2 separate regions of the Mus musculus genome follow, and region 1 is linked to region 2. The links are chromatin loops, found by intact Hi-C in ENCODE. Cell type or tissue: heart. All regions are shown on one strand. Links, peaks and the distances in the headings refer to the core of each region. The heading gives the core; the rest is flanking DNA.

Region 1 (2,915 bases), core at 105-2,604, 460 kb before region 2:
TGGGAATGGTGAACTCGTACACATGGCTCTGGAGATGGGGAATGAGAAGGAAACGGGACATGTGGTAATTAAGTGGGGATTTGAACTCACAGTCCTGCCTGTCTTCTTGAGGAACCCACCACTATGGCAAGGAAGCTCATTGGCTCAGCAGTGCAGCCTTCCTGGGCATTCTGTTCTCTAGCCACAGTTGCTTTCTGCCCTAACATAGCAGGAGAGCATGGGCTGTACTGAGGAGTGTTGTAAAGTCAGCTCTCTGGGTCCTGTAGGTTTTTAAAATTAAGACTGGCTGAAAAAAAAAAAAAAACTAATGACTTACCTTCTGTTGTGAGGCCCCTCTGGATTAGACTGCCCCTCTGTTTCATCTATCAATGCCTCCTGTCTTTGAAAAGGGTCATTCTCAAATCTTACTGCAGCTTCATGCCTCCTATAGCCTCATCTACCTTTCTATAAGCAGGATTAGTCGGTTTTCACAAACCTAGCCTTGTGCATTTTCTCTTCCTCTAGACTTCTAAACTCCAGCTTTCCTTCACAGCTGAAGTAGGGTAGAAAGTGGCTAGTTAGAGTTGACGGTGACTCATAAGTTCAATAACAGGAGAAAACAAGAGAAAGGTAGGATCAGTGATTTGGACAGGACATCAATACCAAACCCTGGCTCCACTAGCCAGCTCCTTGGACTCTTAGTTTCCAGACAGGCCCCCAAAGTAGAACTGTGACCTAATGCGAGAGCATTGAAGGCTTGGATGCTAGAGGCCCTGTAGGAAGAGTGACTGGATGAGTAGATGTATCCACAAGTGAACGCTTTCTGAGGCAAGAATCCTTACTTTGGTATCCTGGGGGGGTGGGGGTGGGGACACAGCAGAGCTCCTAAATACGAGTTAGATGGATGGGTGAATCGGCCTCATTCACGGATATATGATGCTGCATTTAAGGCCTGAAGGGTGAATTCATTAGAGACACTGAAACTCAAAGCAAGGTATCATTAATGCTAGGCAGTGTACCAAACAGGAAAACTCTTGCTTTTGGGGGCCAGGCAGAGAGGTGGAGTTTTAGTGGCAGCATTTATTGGTCACATGGTTACAGCAAGTCACTTCACTGGTTGGAGCCGAAATGTCTTTAGAAAGAGAAGCAAAGATAGTAACTGTCTGTCCTTCAAAGAGGCATGATGATCGTCCCAGTGAAAACACGAAAGTGAAATGCGGCTCAGTGCACAGCACCCACTGGGGTTGCGCGGAAGCAAGTGTGGTTTAGCGAGTGCTGCTCGTTTTGCTTACCGTTGGAAGAGGAGACAAGATAAGCAGATGGCCAAATGATACAAGGACTCAAGCCTACTGTTGTAGAGGTTGCAAAAGTGAAAGTGGAGCCTCATGGCTGCCAGCTTGGCTCTTCTTCAGACAAGTCCTACAAAGACTGTAAGTGGCTTCCAAGGGGGCAGGTACTCGGTGCGATGCTCTCTAAAGTGCGAAGGACAACATCATTACATCTAGGGCAGCTGGACACAGCACTAGCAGTGGGCCCTGGCCACAGGCCGATGAGGAGACAAGTCAGAGACCTGCTGTTAGGGCTCCTCACTCAGGGGTGCCAGAGAATGAGTCTTCTGAAAATCCTGACTCCAGAAAAAACCGACAAATTACCAACAGATGGGGTGAGTCACAGACGTGGAGTCCAAATGAGGCATCGGCACACAGCAGGCCCTGCCCTGCTGGGCTGAGCTGGACAGCCGCAGCTCTAGGCCCAGATGGCTGCGAAGGTCACCAGGAGGGACACCAGCCGTATGTGCTCTACTCCAGAGAACTGGCAAGCCTTCGAACCCACGGAAGCTTACGGGATCAAAGAACCACAGCGTCCAAGACAGGGAAAAACAAATTTCTTCTGAGCTAATTGCTTACAAGGTGACAAGGACACACAGCTTCAATGGTACGGAAGAAAATGGAAGGACCAGGAAACTCACTCAGCTCACAGTCAGTCTCTGCTCTAAAGCTTGACTTAGAGCAAACCTCAGAAGAATTTTCTGGCCTTCCCTCAGAGAAGGTAAGGTCTCCACTGGAGAACGTCACCCTGTCCTGCTTCCCAGAAGAAAGCACCCGAGCAAACATGTCTTGCCACACTTCCTATGCTTAATCGCCACAGGATCCCACTTGTACTAAATGCAGTCATATAATTCTGTGGTTTTCGCCAACCACAGAATTAAAACAGAATGAAAAGGTTTATGTATTTCTTGGGCTCCAGTTTTCTTTATGAGTCTCCAGTATCGCGGAAAACTTATATACAGTGTGTAACACAGCTTTTCTGTTATTAATGTCTCTTTACAATATGGGCCATAGTTGGGAGTCTCGAGTTTTACTTTTCCTGCTGTAGAAACTAGTGAGATGAGGGGGTGGGAGCAAGGCATGCTGGGAAAGGGCACAGCAGGAAAGGCACTGCTTCCCCTGTAGCTTACTGGATGGGAATGCCCTTTCTCATGCAAGCGTTCTAACCCCACAGACATGCATGTGCATTTCCCACAAATGGTCTTTGCCATGACTCTCTCTATGAAATCCAGCACTCAGTCAAAAAAAATGTACCTATGCAAACTTCAGATGTGTTTCCTTCCTCCATCATGACAGAAACAGATTTCTAACACAGAATCTCCCAGAAACCGAGAGCGAAGAAAGGAAATCCTAAATTTTTATTTTGGGGAAAAAATTGCCTGGAAGTTCTCATAGCATTCTGTTTGAGGAAAAAGCCTGACTTCTGGGTTTCTACAGTACCACAGTTGCACGTAAGACAAGGGGGTTCCTTGCAGGAAGATGCTCCTGAACCCACTTTTGCCACAAGTGGTTTAGCTGCTCATACACCGCCATCTTTGAATTATGGGTCCTGAGCACATGTTCTTTTAGTGGGCCCTCAATAACAGATACATGAGAGAAAGGATGAAT
Region 2 (2,915 bases), core at 252-2,751:
CCATCTGTAACTCCAGTTCCAGGGAATCTAAACGCCTCTTCTGACCTCTGTGTGTACCAGGTATATATGCTGTACACAGACATATATGCAGGAAGAACACCCCACATGGTAATTAGTAATAATACTATTAATAAAGCCATAGATGTTGAATATATTTCTGGTGGGAGGCCAGTGGAAATGGGAAACACTGCTGGTGTGCACGACAGGCACTCTCATTTTAGGTCCATGGAACCACGCCATAAAATAGTTCACACAACATTTGTTACAAAAAGAAGCCCAAAGAAATTATTTCTTTCAAATTTTAGGCAAAAGAAACCTAATCTGTACTTTGTGCCAATCACTGTCATGGTGACCCACATTCCTGTGGGACTGGCAGCACATGGTACCTACCCCTGGGCCTTCTCACTTGTACATTGGTCCCTTGCATTTTTTCCCTTATAAGAAGCAGTTTTCAATATCACAGGAGTGGAGAGGGATGCAGCAAGGACAGGAGGGAGGGGCTGAGTTAGAAAGAGTCATCAAAAAGCAAAACAGACAGAGTTGTGTCCTGCAAACACGACATACGGGATTGCAAGACTCTTTTGATGGCCGCGCATATGGAGAAGGGCTCTCACTGCTTACGCTCGCCACTGCATTTCTTCTCCATCCCTTCTGGCTTCCTGTCATCCCTTGCCAAAAGAAATGTTTTTCTGTCATTCTTTGAAATCATTTCAATTCTGTTTTGGAGTGGGCTCCAATTTGTTTTAAGTGCAGGATTTCACACCAATGCGGGAATCAAAACTTTAAAACTTGGGGGTAGAGCCTGAAGAGGAATAAATTCACTCACAGTGATTTTTTTTAAAAGGCCCTCATTGAGATCAAAACGTCTAGGTGTCCGAAGCCTGTTGCAATGCTGAAGATCTCACAGTGACTTCAAAAACTAGTTTGTAAGTCCCTGTCCAGATGTGGCAGTAGTGTTTGTTTGTGTGTGTGTGTGTGTGTGTGTGTGTGTGTGTGTGTGTGTGATTACTTTGCATGTGACAAACATTAAGACATTGGGGATTTGGTAAATTAGCCTTCCCAGCCACCAGGTGAAGCACAAGCATACAGGAGGACTGGGTTTCCCAGGAGAGAGGAGGAATCTTACAGGATGGAAACATGAATCTGTCTAGTTAACTTAGCCATAACTGCCAGTGTCATCTCTGGATTCTTCACCCTCATGCACACAGCCATACGGGTTTATTGTTTGTTTATTTTTGTTTGTTTGTTTTTGTTTTTTAATAGTTTTTTTTTTAAAGAAGAGGCCATCTGAAATGTTGGAAATTCGGAAATCTAAAGAAAGAACATTGTGCGTCAAAGATTCTAAGCTGTACAACCTGACTCAATATGAAGCACATGTTAAGAGGGTATGACTTTGGACAAAAGCCATGATTCTTCCTTCCCTGTGACCTGTGGGTCACTTGAATGCCTGTCTCAGGCAATGTCTTAGGGTGGAGCACGAAAAAAGAGGCAAATTTCTGGGGGCCACCTGGCTCATGAGGATAAAGATAATCTCTAATAACTCTCAATTCTTCCAAGCAATGCCATTGGGAAATTTCTTCTGGAGATGACCTAGCCTAGATGATCCCAAATTTTTGTCTTCCTGCGCCCCCTAGTGTGGGATGCTTAATATTTCCTGGGTCACAGGGTTAATACTGAAAATCTGTCCATTCTTAATTACCCTCTTTGATGAATGAGAGACTTAGAGGAGAGATAAATTAAAAATAGATTAAAGTTGAGGAATGGATTAGATTAGCAACTGTGAGAGTTTCAGGCTACACTTGTTTAAGAAGGGAATTGCCTTGATATGCTCAGGGCCAAGCTGTAAAAAAGGAGGCAGAGCTGTCATTGGGTAAATCAGAGTATATCAGACTTAAAAAGCATGCCTGCCATCATCAGGGGACCTGGTGAACGTATAGATTTTTGATTGTTTCTGCATGGGCCCTCCACCTCTGTGTCTTTATTACAGTCTCAAGGGAGGTAGAGGATGCTGGTCCATGGATGACTCTTTCCTCTATCATGCATGGCGGTGGCTCCCCTCATGCAGGGCCTTTGTGGCTCCGCCAACCCTTCCAGGAGTCCTCAGCCACTGTACAGTGGTTCCCCGAATTCATTTCATTTCAAGAACTTTCAGGTTGCTAGCTAAGTTTTCAGAACCCAAGAAGAATTTACCAGCAGAATTTACTGCTTGTAGCAGTGAGTGGCTCATCGCCAGCCATATATTACCTTAAGATTATTTGGGTAGTTTTTTTTCATCTATTATTTGCAGGCAAATGAGCTTTTGTACCATTTTGTTCCTTCTCTGAGTCCCTCACAGTGCAGGCCATATAGGAGATCTCTGTAAAGTGAGTGGGCAGCTTTCTGCTGTAGGCTTTGTCTCAGAAGTATGTCTGATCTCCTTGTAAAGAGTGAACTTTGAATCTGAGGGGGCAGAGGACAAAGGGTTGGGATGGTCTTGGGGCATCATAAAGGGACTCTCCCTATCATAACTAGGGAGAACTTGGCATCTTGTAACATTCATGATAAATATTCTTTGGCCTTGGACCTTTTACCCAAGAGCCTCCTTAAGGCCAAGGGTTCTTCTTCTTTTGACTTCTACTGAAGTTCACATCATAAACACTCTGTGTGAGACCATCCAGACTTCCCAAGCAGAGAAAGAACAAACCAAAGTGTTACGGAAACAGCACACACTATTAAAGAAAAAGTATTACATACTTTGGAAAACTAAAGGTGAAAATTTCAACTCAAGATAAAGTTATGTCAAGAGAGATTTGAAAATCTTTTTCTTTTTCTTTTTCTTTTTTTTAAATCTTCATTGTGATGGGTCATTTTATTGTGAAAGATGCTTACTGTGAGCTCTACCATGAGAAATGGGCTGTGGTGCTGAGGGATAGGCC

The links. A loop is a pair of places that touch in the nucleus more often than their neighbours do. Peaks named below come from ENCODE experiments on the same cell type or tissue, not always from the same donor. Only the 100,000 strongest peaks of a DNase experiment are listed, where the experiment ranks them.
Region 1: a loop joins it to region 2, with 4 times the contacts of the local background. A loop is called at or near these places in 2 of 42 quality-filtered maps.

The regions. Positions count from the first base shown.
Region 1 is chr10:13,738,351-13,741,265 of GRCm38, forward strand. All of the region lies in intron 3 of Aig1 (androgen-induced 1), which reads right to left. Among named protein-coding and RNA genes, the nearest start is that of Aig1, 130 kb to the right of the region's middle. In heart, for the core only: no CTCF peak of the experiment used is centred there; a DNase peak (open chromatin) is centred at 1,581.
Region 2 is chr10:14,198,929-14,201,843 of GRCm38, forward strand. No RefSeq gene overlaps it. Among named protein-coding and RNA genes, the nearest start is that of Gm51759, 73 kb to the left of the region's middle. In heart, for the core only: a CTCF peak has its summit at 1,649 (motif pointing left); no DNase peak of the experiment used is centred there.